2 separate regions of the Homo sapiens genome follow, and region 1 is linked to region 2. A link is a loop called in an ENCODE intact Hi-C map of the cell type or tissue named here. Cell type or tissue: MCF 10A. All regions are shown on one strand. Each heading gives the region's core, and the rest is flanking DNA. Links, peaks and the distances in the headings are about the cores only. Region 1 has its middle 99 kb from the start of GLS. Region 2 overlaps LOC107985833 (a long non-coding RNA gene).

Region 1 (7,341 bases), core at 1,301-5,300, 740 kb after region 2:
CTGCCATAAAATATAGCAGTGTAAAACAACATGAATTTACTATCTCACAGTTCTATAAGTCGGGAGCCTGGTCACTGCTTGCCTGAGTTCTCTGCTTAAGAAATCACCAGGCTGCAATCATGGTGTCAGCAGAAGCCGAATGTCATGTGAAGCTCAGGGTCCTCTTTCTTTTTCTTTTCTTTTCTTTTTTTTTTTTTGAGATGGAATCTTGCTCTGTTGCCCAGGCTGGAGTGCAGTGGTGCGATCTTGGCTCACTGCAAGCTCCGCCTCCCGGGTTCACGCCATTCTCCTGCCTCAGCCTCCCAAGTAGCAGGGACTACAGGCGCCCGCCACCATGCCCGGCTAATTTTTTGTATTTTTAGTAGAGACGGGGTTTCACCGTGTTAGCCAGGATGGTCTTGATCTCCTGATCTCGTGATCCGCCCACCACGGCCTCCCAAAGTGCAGGGATTACAGGCCTGAGCCACCGCACCCAGCCTTCAGGGTACTCTTTCAAGCTCACTGGTGGTTGGTAGAATTCAGTTCCTAGGGCTAAGACCCTGAGCTCCTAGAGGCTGCTTCAAGGCAATTGGAAAGATAGCTGCTTGCTTTCTTCCTGGAGGCCAATAGAAAATCATCTCTCTTTTCAAAGGCTCACCAGATTCTGTTAGGCCCACCCAGGATAATTTCCCTTTTGATTGACTCAAAGTCAACTGATTAGTAACCTAATGATGGGGGTGATATCCCATGGTTCTGCCATACTCAAGGGAAGGGGACTATATAGGACACACATACCCGGGGGCCATCTTAGAATTCTGCCAATACAGGAGTGATGACAGCTTCCCAGAATTCTCCTTTATAGAGTTCTGCTTATATCTCATTGGCCAGAATGAGATACATGAGATTACATGGCTGCCACTAGCTGCAAAGAAGGATAGTAAAGTGAATATTCAGCTTTCCCAACTTTTGTAGTGAAGCTGAGGACAGGAGAGGAGCTGGGAATGGGTGTTAAATTAGTCTATCAACAGAGTTTCCCACACAGTCAAATCCTTGAGACACCTTAATTATAGAATGGTAGATCTGAAAGAGGATGTGAAGTACATTTAATATAACTTTTCTATTTTCTAGATGATGAAGCTGAAAAGACCTCATGTGAAGTTCTTGAAATCACATTATTTGCGCTAAGCAAAATCTAGTAACACTAGAATATTCAGCTTCTCTGGTAGTTTAGTTTATCAAACCTCCAAGAGAAAAGGTATAAAAAGGTGTAACACAAATAGTAAGCTAATGAACAAATAATTTCTTTTGAAGTTGATCATGGATCTGTTTTTTTTTAATCATATAAAGCTGGTTTTTACATTCTAATCCTAACTGATGGTGCCATGAGCTTGAACAAGAGGGACAACTGGTAAAGCATAGGTGCAGAAGACAAGTCTGCATGAGTTCCGAGAAAGAAGTCACAACTCCCAGCTCAGGAAACCAGGCAAAATATCAAAGCAGGCCCAGAATTTGAGATAGGCATTAAAGGACAGATCAGATGTGACATAGGAAGATCAGTGGAGGATATTCCAAGTAGATGGAAAAATGGAAACAGAAGTAGATGTATTAAACTACAAAATGCATAAAAGCAGAGATCAACTCCATTCAACCAGGCTGGTTCCAGAGAAATCTCTTAAGGGGCTGCTTTACCAGTCTAGAACAGAGGTAAAGCTGGCTTGCTCTAGGAGGGTGACCATGGAAATGAAAATGATGACAGTGAATGTGGAAAGAAAGTTGTATGTGTTGATTGGACAGGACTTTCCACTGAGTCTGTAAGTACAAGTCTTACTCATCTCATACTCCCAGGCCCATATCCAGTGCCTGCACATATCAGATACTCAATAAATGCTTTGAGTAGAATTTATGGGTGATTTGGTACAGAACACAAAAAAATAGATCAAGGACTCTGAGTTGGAGCTCAAGAGTGAGTACAGAACTGAATAGAGGGTGTGGAGTTCAGTTTTAGACATGTTGAGCTCCAGGTAGCCTCCTGGATTCCAGGGATGATGTCTAGAAGACAATAAGGGAAAGACACCTGAGAAACAGATAGGTATGGAAATGTATATTTGCAGTCTGCAGCTGTGCAGGCAAAAAGAAAAGGCAGTGGAGAGCTTTAGGGAATGCATACATTTAAGAGGGAGGAAGAAAATGAGTAGATGGGGAATTGACTAGAGAAAATGGGCTGTGCGTCCAAGAAAACAAGGGATAGGAGTGTCTAGAAGCTAGTGACCAGCAGTTTCCGAGCACGTGGGCTCAGGAGAGAATGGGGGAAAACAGATTGCAAGAATTTCAGGAGTGAGTTGAGAGGGAGAGCCGACGGTTGGTATCAAGTTCTTTTAAAAGTTTAAGGATGGCTGGGTGTGGTGGCTCAGGCCTGTAATCCCAGCACTTTGGGAGGCTGAGGCGGGCGGATCACAAGGTCAGGAGATCAAGACCATCCTGGCTAACATGGTGAAACCCCGTCTCTAGCAAAAATACAAAAAATTAGCCGGGCGTGGTGGCGAGTGCCTGTAGTCCCAGCTACTTGGGAGGCTGAGGCAGGAGAATGGCGTGAACCTGGGAGGCGAAGCTTCCAGTGAGCGGAGATTGCGCCTTTGCACTCCAGGCTGGGCGACAGAGTGAGACTCCATCTCAAAAAAAAAAAAAAAAAAGAAAAAAAAAAGAAAAGAAAAAAAAAGTTTAAGGATAAGAGAAAAATCAGCAGTGACAGAATCAAGGGAAGGTGGTTTGGAGTATTTGCTTTACAGGATGAGGGTGACAGAGAGTATCTGCCTGGAAGAATTGGTCGGAAGAAAAGGGGAGAGTGAATATAAAAGAGGGAATCCTGCTGAGGGGTGAGGTGACAGGGTCTGAGGTTGCTGGAGGGTGGAGGAGGCACTCATTGTCCTCTGAAGTAAGAGGAGGAAAAGGGGAGAGAGAAGGAGAGGGAGGCTTTCTGCCTTGTGCTTTCTGTCACTAACTGGCTCTGGGGAAGCTTGGGTCATTATGTAACCTCCCTGAATCTCATCTGTAAAGTCATTGGCCTAGGTGAACACTGGAGTTGGACAAACTATTATCTTGCCTCAGACATTTTACTCGAGACTCCCTCCCCTCGCTTGCTGTCCTCATCCAATCAGTTACCTGTAATGGTGATTATAGCAATAATAGCAGAACCATTTATTGCATGTCTCAAAATATCCAATTGGGATGAACCCCCAAAAGCTACATGGTGAAGAAATTGTTCAAATGTAACTTGAAGGATAGTGTGCATGTGTGGTGTGTGTGTGCGCGTGTGTAAAATGTCTTAGTTCAGTTTATCTAAAATCTTATAGGAATGCTTATAATGGCTTTTCTATTCTTTCTTCTATTTCTTTCCTGAGTTCAATCAACTTTTATTTTATTTCTTCTTTTTTTATGTCTGTTTCTGTACCTAGTTTCTGAATGTGTAATTTGAAGTGTTTTTCCATGTTCCCAAGTGCTTGAGGACGTTGAATTCAGTTCAGTGTTGTGTTAGTTTTCTTCCACTTTGCCATTATTTGGGGGAGGAATTTTTCTCAGTTGAATTGCTTGGGTTCTTTTTATTCTGGTGATTTTGCTTAGATGAAGACTTTGATCCGCCTTTCTGTGGACAGGGCTGGAAGGGTTGGGGTGGTTGCAAAATTCCTAGGTCAAGAGCGCCCTCTTCTGTCAGTGTGGCAAAGTATAACTTCTTTTTCTTTCTTTTTTAAAATTGAACTTATTATTATTATTTATTATTATTATTTGGAAGGGGAATGATGGGAGAAGGGGCTGGGCTACCTTCAGTTTTGCAAGGGAAGAGATTCTTGCAGGTTCTTCAATTTCCCTCTCACTGCAAGATTTCCAGAGCTCGCCTCTAAAAGAGGGTCCCTTTGACCCTTTTTACCAGGATGCCTTACTTATCCTTCCAAGACCATCTCCTCTCACAAAAAGTGGGACAAGACCATCTCCTCGCATGCAGCACATATGGTTAAGTCCCTTCCCAGTAGTAAGTAGCCTGATCTACCAGTGTGCTTTTCAGTATTTTCAAACTTAGCGCCGACGTTCTCTCTCTGGTGGTTGTTTCAGATCAATCTAAGGTCCACCACTAGCTTCCCTCTTGTCTACTCTGCACGGATTTTCTCCAGCTGACTTTGTTGGTTCCTGAAGGGCTTGTATTAGGAGTGGAGGAGGCAACTTGCTGGGGTTTGGTGTTTATTTTTCTATTTACAGTTAATTTGAAATTTGGACATTTCATGTCTTCTAGTTATGTAGAAGACATGGGTTTTATGTAGTTTCATTTGATCTTCTTTATTGTTTTGGGAGAGAGTATGTTCAAACTCAGATTTATATCACCACCATTTTCTTGGCTTCTCAGAATTTTTCCATAACATATACTCTAAATTTGTCTAATTTGCCAATAAGATATATAGGAGTTCATTGACTCAAATTATCTCAGGGAGCTCTTTAAGCTCTTACATTAATTAAGAATTGAATTGAGCTACTGGTGAAGGAGATTCCCCTAAACAAATTTGGGGCTTTTCTTGTGTAACAAAAATTTCAGAGGTAGGTGGTAGCGGGCATTGGCTCAGCAGTGAAGACAGACCATGTTGATATCTCCATGACATCTTAACCTCTCCCTCACAGGTGCCTGTGATTACAGGAGGGTTGCTCTACCTCCAGTGTGTCATGGCTATAATCCAGTCAAGAAGAAGGGCAGAGTACAAAGGGTAAAAGGCACTTGTTAACTGTCAGCTCCATTTTAAAGGTCTTTCCTGAAAGCCCCATCCAAAAACTTTTGCTTATACCTGGGTTCAATGACAACCTCTAGCTGCAAAGGAGAATTAGAAATGTAGTTTTTGTTTGTTTGATTTGTAGTAGTTGATTTGTTTTTCCTGAGCACATTATAGCTCCCCCTCAAACACACACACACAAAATGGGGGAGATGTTAGTAAGGATAGGAGAAAAAAGAATATTGGATAGGCACTAAAAATTCCCCTCTGCAACTCTCCAAGTCCAGGAACAGAGAGTTTCTGGTCTCACATCATTGGCTCAGAGACAATATCCAGACCAATGATTACCAAACACCTTTGGGAGGTTCTGAGAGAAGGCTGTGTCACGACAGGTAAGAGAATTACTGGAGACTGACCAGCTGCATGGAAAAGGACTGAAATAAAACAAGGCTAAACACTGCCCCGGGTTGATTTACCCTTACTTTGGGAGTCAGCCTAAAAGCTAATAAATATGTTTTTTTTTTTTAAGCAGCGTATTAGGAATTCCCCAGTTTGTAAACAGGGACACAGTTCTTCTCTTTTCCCTTCTTTCTCTAAATGGAAATAATTCTATAATGAAACAAATTATTTAGGAGTTAAAGCCTAGTGGAAGATCATCTGTTCTCACCATGGAAAACTCTAGTGGATTAATTCATTCCCAAAACACTCAGCCATCTTACCTGCTACACAGACACACACACACACACACACACACACACACACACACACACACACACCTATAGAGACTTCTATATATGATACCCTCATTGATATATATCTGTTATAATTGTTGATAACTGTTAACTCAGCTATGTGAAACTAGTTTTGTAGTTTTGTAGGTACACCAATCCTTTAAGATTCATTTCAGAAAATAGAGAAACAGACACTTAAAAATCTCCATCCTCAAAGACAAGCACTCAAGTTTATAAACACACCAATTTATTTACTCCAGCAGACAGAATCGTGGCATATAATGATTACGTTTTGATCCACAGAAAACTCTCGGGAGATGTGAATGTCTGGCTCTACCCCTAGCTAGCAGTGCTATTTGGGGAAGCAACTTAATCTCTCTGAACATCATTTCCTTGTCTATAGAAGAATGGAATTTGTATGACTGTTTTTGTCAAGTTATAAGATCCTATCATTTTGGAGATTCTTATGTTCAATTAGCCTTTGTTCAGTGTCTGCTATGTGCTAGGCACTAATCTATGTACTATGGACGTCTTATGGGGTAGTAAAGCACAATGGGGAAGATTTCAAGCCAACTCAAAGGAGAAGGTGAATAAAATATCTAGGAAGAAATTTAACCAAGGAGATGTGCAACATGAAAACTATAGTTAATAACAATGTATTGTTTACTTGAAAATCACAAAAGAGTAGATTTTAAGATTTCTCGTTACAAAAGTAATTATAAATAGGTGAGGTAATACATATGCTAATTAGCTAGGTTTAGTCATTCCACAAGGCACACATATTTCAAAATATCATGTTGTACACTGTAAATATATACAATTTTTATTTGTCAATTAAAAACAAGACAAAAAAGTGCTATAAAGCAAAACAAAACAAAAATTTAATCAAGGAGGTAAAAGACTTGTACACTGAAAACTACAAAACATTGCTGAAAGAAATTAAAGAAGACCTAAATGAATGGAAAGGCATCCCATGTTCCTGGGTAGGCCAACTTAACGCTGTTAAGATGCCAATACTACCAAAGCAATCTGGAAAAGCTGATACATATGGAATTATGAGGAACCCTAGATAGGCAAAACAATCTTGAAAATAAATAACAAAGTCAGAGGCTCACACTTCCTGATTTCAAAAGTTACTATAAAGCTACAGTAATCAAAACAGTGTGGTACTGGTATAAAGATAGACACACATAGACCAATGGAGTAGAATTTAGGGTCCAAGTGGAAACCTGTATTTCTATGGCCAAATGATTTTTGACTAGGGTGCCAAGTCCAGTCAATGGAAAAACAGCAGTCTTTTCAGCAAATGGTGTTGGGACAGCTGGATTTTCACATGCAAAAGAATGAAGTGTGACCCCAACCCCACATCGTATAAAAACATTAACTCAAAATGGATCAACAATCTAAATATAAGAGCTGAAACCACGAAAGTCTTAGAAGACAACATAGGGGTAAATCTTCATTACTCTGGATTTGGATATAACCCTGAAAGTATGAGCAACAAAAGAAAAAATAGATAAGTTGGACATTCTCAAAACTAAAATGCTTCTTGCATTAAAGGATGATATCAAGAAATTAAAAAGACAACTTATAGAATTAGAGAAAATATTTATAAATAAAAATATCTGAGTGGGGCGGTTCCAAGATGGCCAAATAGGAACAGCTCCAGTCTACCGCTCCCAGTGTGAGCGACGCAGAAGACGAATGATTTCTGCATTTCCAACTGAGGTACCGGGTTCATCTCACTGGGGACTGTTGGACAGTGGGTGCAGGACAGTGGGTGCAGCACACCGAGTGTGAGCTGAAGCAGGGCGAGGCATCACCTCACCCAGGAAGTGCAAGGGGTCAGGGAATTCCCTTTCCTAGCCAAGGAAAGGGGTGAG
Region 2 (7,869 bases), core at 2,054-6,053:
TGCATCCTCATAGCTTAGCTCCCACATAACAGCAAGAAGATACGATGTTTGGTTTTTCCATTCCTGAGTTACCTCACTTAGAATAATCGTCTCTTGGCCAGGCGCGGAGGCTCACGCCTGTAATCCTAGCACTTTGGGAGGCTGAGGCAGGTAGATCAACTGAGGTCAGGAATTCGAGACCAGCCTGGCCAACATGGCGAAACCCCATCTCTACTAAAAAATATAAAAATTAGCTGGGCGTGGTGGCACACGCCTGCAATCCCAGCTACTGGGAGGCTGAGGCTGGAGAATCACTTGAATCCAGGAGGCGGAGGTTGCAGTGAGCCAAGACTGTGCCACTGTACTCCAACCTGGGTGACAGAGCGAGACTCTGTCTAAAAAATAAAAAAATAAAAAATAAGAGTCTTTTAGGGAAGCTTTTAAATAAAGATACTTGAACCCAAACCCAGGGGGTTCCTAATACAATAAGCCTGGGGTTAGAGTGCTTAGCGTCCTCCTAAATAGTAAGAGTTAAGGAAAGTTGAACAAAGAGACAGGCCCAGACTGAATCTACACCACATTCCTACTGATGGCTCCAAGCTCAAGCATGCAAACAGTATCTGGCAAGCCACATTATCCAACTCATGTTACTCTCCACAGTGTTGCTAAAGCTAATCAAAGATTGGGGTCCATACCCAGTCTGGCCAGAATAAAGGACTGAGAAGTTACAGCAGTGACAGGGAAGCAGTCAGTGGCCTTCCAGTAGCGAAGGAAGATTCAGGGCTGCCTTTTCCGAAACAGTTAATATCCCACGACTTATCGAGAGGCAGAGGTAGCCACTGAACCGGGGCTTCACATTCATGAAGTAGATTTTTGGGTTTGTAGTCACAGAGACACACTGAGAAGACTGGATATTTAAGCTAAACTACAATTTTTGTAACCTTGAATTGGTGTTTCTTTTTCTCTGACTATATTGAAAGTATTTCTTAAAATGTCTTTATTGTAATACCTAAGTTCTATTCTTTTTATTGTAAGATTGGCTTTCTTGTTTTTATTTCAGTATAGCTGTGTAATTTAGAGCAAATTACTTAACCATTGTGAACTTCAGTTTCTTCATCTATAAAAATGAGAGCAATGATGGCCGGGTGCGGTGGCTCATGCCTGTAATCCCAGCACTTTGGGAGGCCAAGGTGGGAGGATCACCTGAGGTCAGGAGTTCAAGGCCAGCCTGACCAACATGGTGAAACCCCATCTCTACTAAAAATACAAAATTAGCCAGGCATGGTGGCACATGCCTGTAATCCCAGCTACTTGGGAGGCTGAGGCTGGAGAATTGCTTGAACCCGGGAGGCAGAGGTTGCAGTAAGCCAAGATCACACCATTGCACTCCAGCCTGGGCAACAACAGTGAAACTCCATCTCAAAAAAAAAAAAAAAAATAGCAATGATAAAATTGATCACAGGAAGTTGTTGTGAGGATAAAATAAGGTGATAGATTTAAGACACTGAGCCTGGCAGATTATTAAACCCCTAATAAATGGTACCTATTAGGTGGATATTGTGGCTCACATCTGTAGTCCCAGCATTTTGGGAGGCCAAGGCAGGAGAATCACTTGAGGCCAGGAGTTCATGACCAGCCTGGGTAACCACAGTGAGACCTCATCTCTACAAATAATTTTTTAAAAATTAGTCGGGCATGGTAGCATGCAACTGTAGTCCTAGCTATTCAGGAGGCTGAGGCAGGAGGATCACTTGAGCCCAGGAATTCAAGGTTACAGTGAGCTACAGTCACACCACTGCCCTCTAGTCTAGGTGACAGAGTGAGATCCTGTCTCAAAAAAAAAAAAAAAAAAAAAAAAACAAACAAACAAAAACCTATTATTGGTAGTAATAGCAAATTTTTGAGGTAATAGTAACATCAGCAATTGAGCCACAAAATCCAGGATCTGAATCTGTCAAGCTGAGGACCAGACCTCAAGCCACAGTGACTTCATCCATGCCAGTCAGGCAGCAGGCATTGTTCTTAAACTTCTTTGTTGAGTCTTTAGCTAAAGACTTTAGTAAGTTTTTTGTTTGTTTGTTTGTTTGCTTGCTTGTTTGTTTGTTTGAGATGGAGTCTCTCCCTGTCACCCATGCCAGAGTGCAGTGGAGCGATTTCAGCTCACTGCAAACACTGCCTCCCGGGTTCAAATGATTCTCCTGCCTCAGCCTCCTGAGTAGCTGAAATTACAGGCTTAAGACACCACACCCAGCTAATTTTTGTGTTTTTAGTAGAGTCAAGGTTTCACCCTGTTGGCCAGGCTGGCCTCAAACTTCTGAGCTCAAGCTATCTGCCCGCCTCGGCCTCCCAAAGTGCTGGAATTACAGGCATGAGCCACTGCGCCTGACCGGTGTAAGTCCTTTATTTATAAAAAATGAAGCCATTCATATTAGTTCTCACAAATTTCAGAGTAGTCTTTTTTCTAGATATAAGGATGGATGGATGGATGGATGGATGGATGGATGGATGGATGGACAGACAGACAAAAGATAGATAATCAATAGTGGAAAGTTTAAAATATTATAATCTGAATAGTTTTGGTTTACCATGCCAAATTTCACTATCCAGTCCTCCAACAAATGTTTATTGAATGCTTATTACATGCCAGACATTTTGCTAGGTGCAGTGAATTTGATAGTGGGCAAAGCCAGGGATGCCCTCTGCCCTCATGAGACTTCAAAAACAGAACATCCCAGTGTAATTTTCAGGGCTGTAATATATTGAGGCAGTGACCTGTATGATGCATTCATTTTTCAGTGTTTAAATCCTTTAAGGTCCTCCAAGAACCAGCATCAAATGATTGCTAGTCCTAATTTTCCTGGGCATAAATCACTCCAAGCGTAAATTTCCCATGTTTTGGAGATCACGTGTCCAGGTTTTGCTGGGTGTCGTTCATCAGTGCCCTGCGGTGGGAAATTTATAAAACCATATTCTGGGTCACAGACTCCTCGTGTCAACAATCACTTACAAGGTCATTTAGGCCACCCTCATGCTCCATGAGGGAATGCTCCCATTATGTCTGAAAGTGTTCTTCCAGCTTCAGATAAATACGTTTACCTGCAAAAAAAAAATCATTGCTCTCAAAAAGTAGCTTTTCCCTGACGGCATCATGCTAATTACTTGGAATGACTTTCCCTCAGTGAACATATTGTCATAAAATGATAAATTCCCTGAGGCTAACATTTATCATTTTCCAGACCCTGGTCATGGACCTCACCAGGCTTCCTCAGTCAACTCTACTAAACAAATAAAATTAGATTCATGACATTTGAAAAGGCAGCATGATTACAGTCATCACTTAGAAGACAATGGGGCAAAAGACTGCTCAAAAAATTAAAAAACAATGAAATCCACAAGCCCAGACTCCAGCCAATCCAAAAGATTTAAAATGAGACATGTAAGGTATATGTGTGTGTGTGTGTGTGTGTGTGTGTGTATTTATATGTACATATGTATATGTGTGTATATGTGTGTGTGTATATATACACACACACATATATAAATTGTAAACTAAATTGAAACAAAAAACATTAAGAAAATTTTAACTCTGGTTTCAATTTAAATCAAGAGAGAGAAGGTGTTGGAAAAAATGATCAAATTAAAGCAATTGGGAAATATTTGCTAGGATTACAGAATTCCAAAATGAGCACGAAGCCCTGATTCAGGGCCTAATTGCTCCTGATGGCTGCACTAGACCATCACTAAATTCTCCTTTGTCAAAACCTCTAGTGAAGAGTCTTAAGTGAGAAAATGTAGGGGGGAAATGAAGTGAACTCTTTAGTACTGAATGATTTCACTTTAAAAGAAATCTCCATGTGCACTTTTAAAAAGGTAGTCTGTATCCTGTCAGCATAAATATATGTTCTATAAACCTGCAGTTTGTATTATTAGAAAGCACTGAGCTTAGTTTTTATCAAGTCATTTGAATTTTTTATCCATTTACTCACAATCTTGATAGGGCAGACAATTATTAGACCAAACACAAAGTTAAACGGACCTTCCTAAGTGCAAGAAGCTATTAACTTTTTGCATTTGATCTTGGGTTCTCATTTTAACATGCAATGTAGACATTTAAACACCAGAGGACAGTGTGTGAATGAAAACAAAGTTCAATTGCTATTCATCTAATTCAATTCATTTACTTACTACATCAAAGTAAAATCTTAATTTTAAGTGCTTTTCCCCCCAAAGACATTTTATGTCATTTCATGCTTCAGAAATTAAAAGTAGAGGTTGATAGAAATGTGAATCATGAGACCAACTAATCAAGTTAATTTGAATCATAATGGAAATTAGAAAGATTAATTTCATAAGCAATCATTAATAATGGAAGCTCTCATGTACGAATAATCAAAGCTTTAAGTATTATATGGTAATTAATTCATTACTATGGGTTACATATTTTAAAATAGCTCAAATCTTCCTTGCTTTGGTGTGCTTTTTAATAGCAATCCTTAGGGAAGAAAAGTTAAAAGGTTTCTTTATGAAAGTTTTCTGTATGTGTTTCTTAATGGGCAAGCAAGAAAGTTGAATTAAATTCTACAATAAATAGGCTTGCTCATTTGGTAACAGGCCTTCTTCAACCATAGAAGAAGTCAATTGTCAGACCTTTGTGAAAGAGTAGAAGATTGTGCTATTGACAAAGAAATAGCCTAAGGTGGAAGATTAATTATATAATTTTGTTGTCCAACATTGCAACTAGTATTTTGTTTACATTTAATTTCATTTAAAAAGGCATTTGACTTGGGGCTTGATTTGGAAAGTGGTCTTGTATGCTGTCACCATTTACATCAGTACGCATTCAAACGTTCACTGAATAGTCACATTTCTCATTTGCAATGCCCCTATACTTTTCCCACATTCAAATTTATATGCAAAATACTTGTTATTATGAGTCGTCTACGCAAAAATCAGGCACAAATGGACTTAGAATGTACTTTTAAATATTACCTCTTCTTGTCTTAAGGAATGTTTCAGTATTATCATTAAAGAATTATGAAAACTGTTAGTATATTGTTTCTTATGATAACATAATCTCTAGAATACAATGGATTCCTATCATATTAAGACATATCTTCTGTATAAACCTTCTCATATATATATATCTCTTCTCATATATATAACATCTCCTTCTTCCATTTTTCTCAGTTTTCTAGGTGATCTGGATTTGCCCTGGTCTTGATAATACTTTGACTATAATATTTGACTTCCACAATGCTAATTTTATTCATTCCTCTAGCCAACAAGTACTGATGTCCCCCACATTTTTTTTTTTTTTTTTTTGAGAAGGAGTTTTGTTCTTGTTGCCCAGGCTGGAGTGCAATGGCGTGATCTGGGCTCACCGCAACCTCTGCCTCCCGGGTTCAAGCAATTCTCCTGCCTCAGCCTCCTGAGTAGCTGGGATTACAGGCATGCACCACCATGCCTGGCTAATTTTGTATTTTTAGTAGAGACAGGGTTTCTCCACATTGGTCAGGCTGGTCTTGAACTCCTGACCACAGGTGATCCGCCCACCTCACCCTCCCAAAGTGGTGGGATTACAGGGTGAGCCACCGTGCCCGGCCTGGTGTCTCCCACATTCTAGCCACTCTTTCTAGTACTGGAGATACTATGGCAAATAAGGCAGACTAGATCTGGAGAAAGTTCTACAAAGAAGCTTGCAAGGGCTCTGTGCTTCTCTAAGAATCTAAAAGAAGGCTATTACAACTGGCCCACCGAAGTGAATAAAGGAGAAAGTGACAGATGCTGTCAGATACCACAGAGTCTTGGCAGACTGGGTAAGGGGCTTAGAATTTACTCTGACTGTAATAGGAAGCCACTGGAGTTTTTTAAGCAGGGAAATGGTTTGAACTGATTCCCCTTTTAAAGTATCCCTCTGTTTGAACTGATTCCCCTTTTAAAGTATCCCTCTGCCAAGGAGGCAAGTGCAAAGGTAATGGCAGAGATAAAATGGTGGTTGTACTAGGATTGTAGCAGTGGAAATGATGGGAAGCAGGTAGACTCAGTGCATATTTGAAGGTTGGAGTGACAGGGACTTCTTTCTTGATGGGCTAGCCATAGCGTGTGAAGGACAGAGCAGTCAGTGATGGCTACTGGGTTTGCAGCTGAGAAGTCTGCGGGAGAGGCAGGTTTGCTTGGGGTGAGGGGTTGTTTGGGCCATGATAAATTTGAGGTGATTATTAAATATCCAAGTGGAAAAGTTGAGTTGGCAGCTGGATGTAGAATATGAAGCTCAGGCCGGGTGTGGTGGCTCACACCTATAATCACAGCACTTTGGGAGGCTGAGGCGGGCGGATCACCTGAGATCGGGCGTTCCAGACCAGCCTGACCAATATGGAGAAACCCCTTCTCTACTAAAAATACAAAATTAGCCGGGCGTGGTGGCAGGTGCCTATAATCCCAGCTACTCGGGAGGCTGAGGCAGGAGAATTGTTGAGCCCGGCAGGGGGAGGTTGCGGAGAGCCAAGATTGTGCCATTGCACTCCAGCCTGGGCAACAAGAACAAAACTCTGTCTCAAAAAAAAAAAAAGAAAAGAAAAGAAAAGAAATATGAAGCTCAGAGAGGAGGTCGCAGCTAGATGACTAGATATAGAGCCTCATGAAACTTATCAACTAACTGGAAAAGAGAGAGTTAAGCAAATAGTATGAGTAATAGATAATTCTTTTCTAGAAAAGAGAGTACATCTGACACATAAAAAAGAAAAAAAAAGAGCACAATGGGAGGAAAGCCGTATTTAAATTGAAGGATTCAAGACAGCCTCTTTGAGAGTGAAAACTCTGAAGACTTCTTTAGCAGCATTGTATTTAAGAGTTAATGACCTCAGATTACAGACCAGACCTTTACCTGTAAAATGATAATTGCTCAGGGAAATAGATCCCTAATTACATGCACCTTCTAATTCATAGCAGCACCCTAGATCATTTTCCTACCAATTACAAATATCATCCTTCATAAATATTATATGGAGCATATGCTCGCACAATGGACTATGACCAAGTGGCTAAGCCCTGGTTGTCAATTCTTTAATTTTTCTCTTGTTTGTAACTCTTTGTAGAGAAAAGAGGGGAACAACAGCATCAATGAATAAGGAATGATATATATTGAAGTAGCCTGTATCATATGCTTAAACTCTCCCTTCCACACCTCTCAAAATTCCAAGTTTTCTTTTCCATTTTGAATACCCATTATTATCGTAAGTTAAAGCCAGTATCTCAAACTTCATTTTCCAATTTCTCTTTCTTTCTTTCTTTCTTTGAGAGACTTAAGCCAAGTTCTTCCTGTAGTCTGTCAGACTGTTCACAGGTAACAGCACTCTCCTGTGGCACGAATTGCAGAACAGCTTGCTGTAAGTCTCGTCTGTCACATAATTCATTATCAGAATGTTTAATATTTTTCCTCGGGAATAAGAAGTTGTACTTCAGGAAAAAAAATAGAATAACCTCCCAAATAATGGTTCATAATCTTCTTAAAAAGCCAACCTTGGCAAGGCTAACATTGCCATTTTCAAATTGATTTGTTCTACCTAAGCTCCTCGCCCAGAAATTACTGAATACACACACACACACACACACACACACAAGTACAAAAATGTTCCTAAAACAGACTAAATGGTATGCATGTATTTTTAGGTTTTGGTTTATGCTCCCCTTAGATGCTGTCACAGAGGATCTAGTTGAACAATAAAAATATTAGAAATGCAGTTATTTTTACTGAGTTGATTGGAGCAAGCAGTTTGTAGTCTCAGAATGTAGCAAAGCTACCTAGACACTGTCAAGCTGGTAATCAAATACTTTCTTTACTAACATCTTAGTTTCTAAACCATAAAACTTGACTATTAACAGTTTCTTTCA

Evidence for each region. Peaks named below come from ENCODE experiments on the same cell type or tissue, not always from the same donor. Only the 100,000 strongest peaks of a DNase experiment are listed, where the experiment ranks them.
Region 1: it touches region 2 in a loop (14-fold over the local background); 10 of 110 quality-filtered maps call a loop at or near these places.

Annotation. Positions count from the first base shown.
Region 1 is chr2:190,778,150-190,785,490 of GRCh38, reverse strand. No RefSeq gene overlaps it. Among named protein-coding and RNA genes, the nearest start is that of GLS, 99 kb to the left of the region's middle. RefSeq lists a cis regulatory region at 3,464-3,827. In MCF 10A, for the core only: a CTCF peak has its summit at 3,689 (motif pointing left); a DNase peak (open chromatin) is centred at 3,650.
Region 2 is chr2:191,518,031-191,525,899 of GRCh38, reverse strand. LOC107985833 (a long non-coding RNA gene) reads right to left here. Exons shown (of 3, transcript XR_001739229.1): 2 at 2,987-3,075. Among named protein-coding and RNA genes, the nearest start is that of NABP1, 160 kb to the left of the region's middle. In MCF 10A, for the core only: a CTCF peak has its summit at 4,110 (motif pointing right); a DNase peak (open chromatin) is centred at 4,089.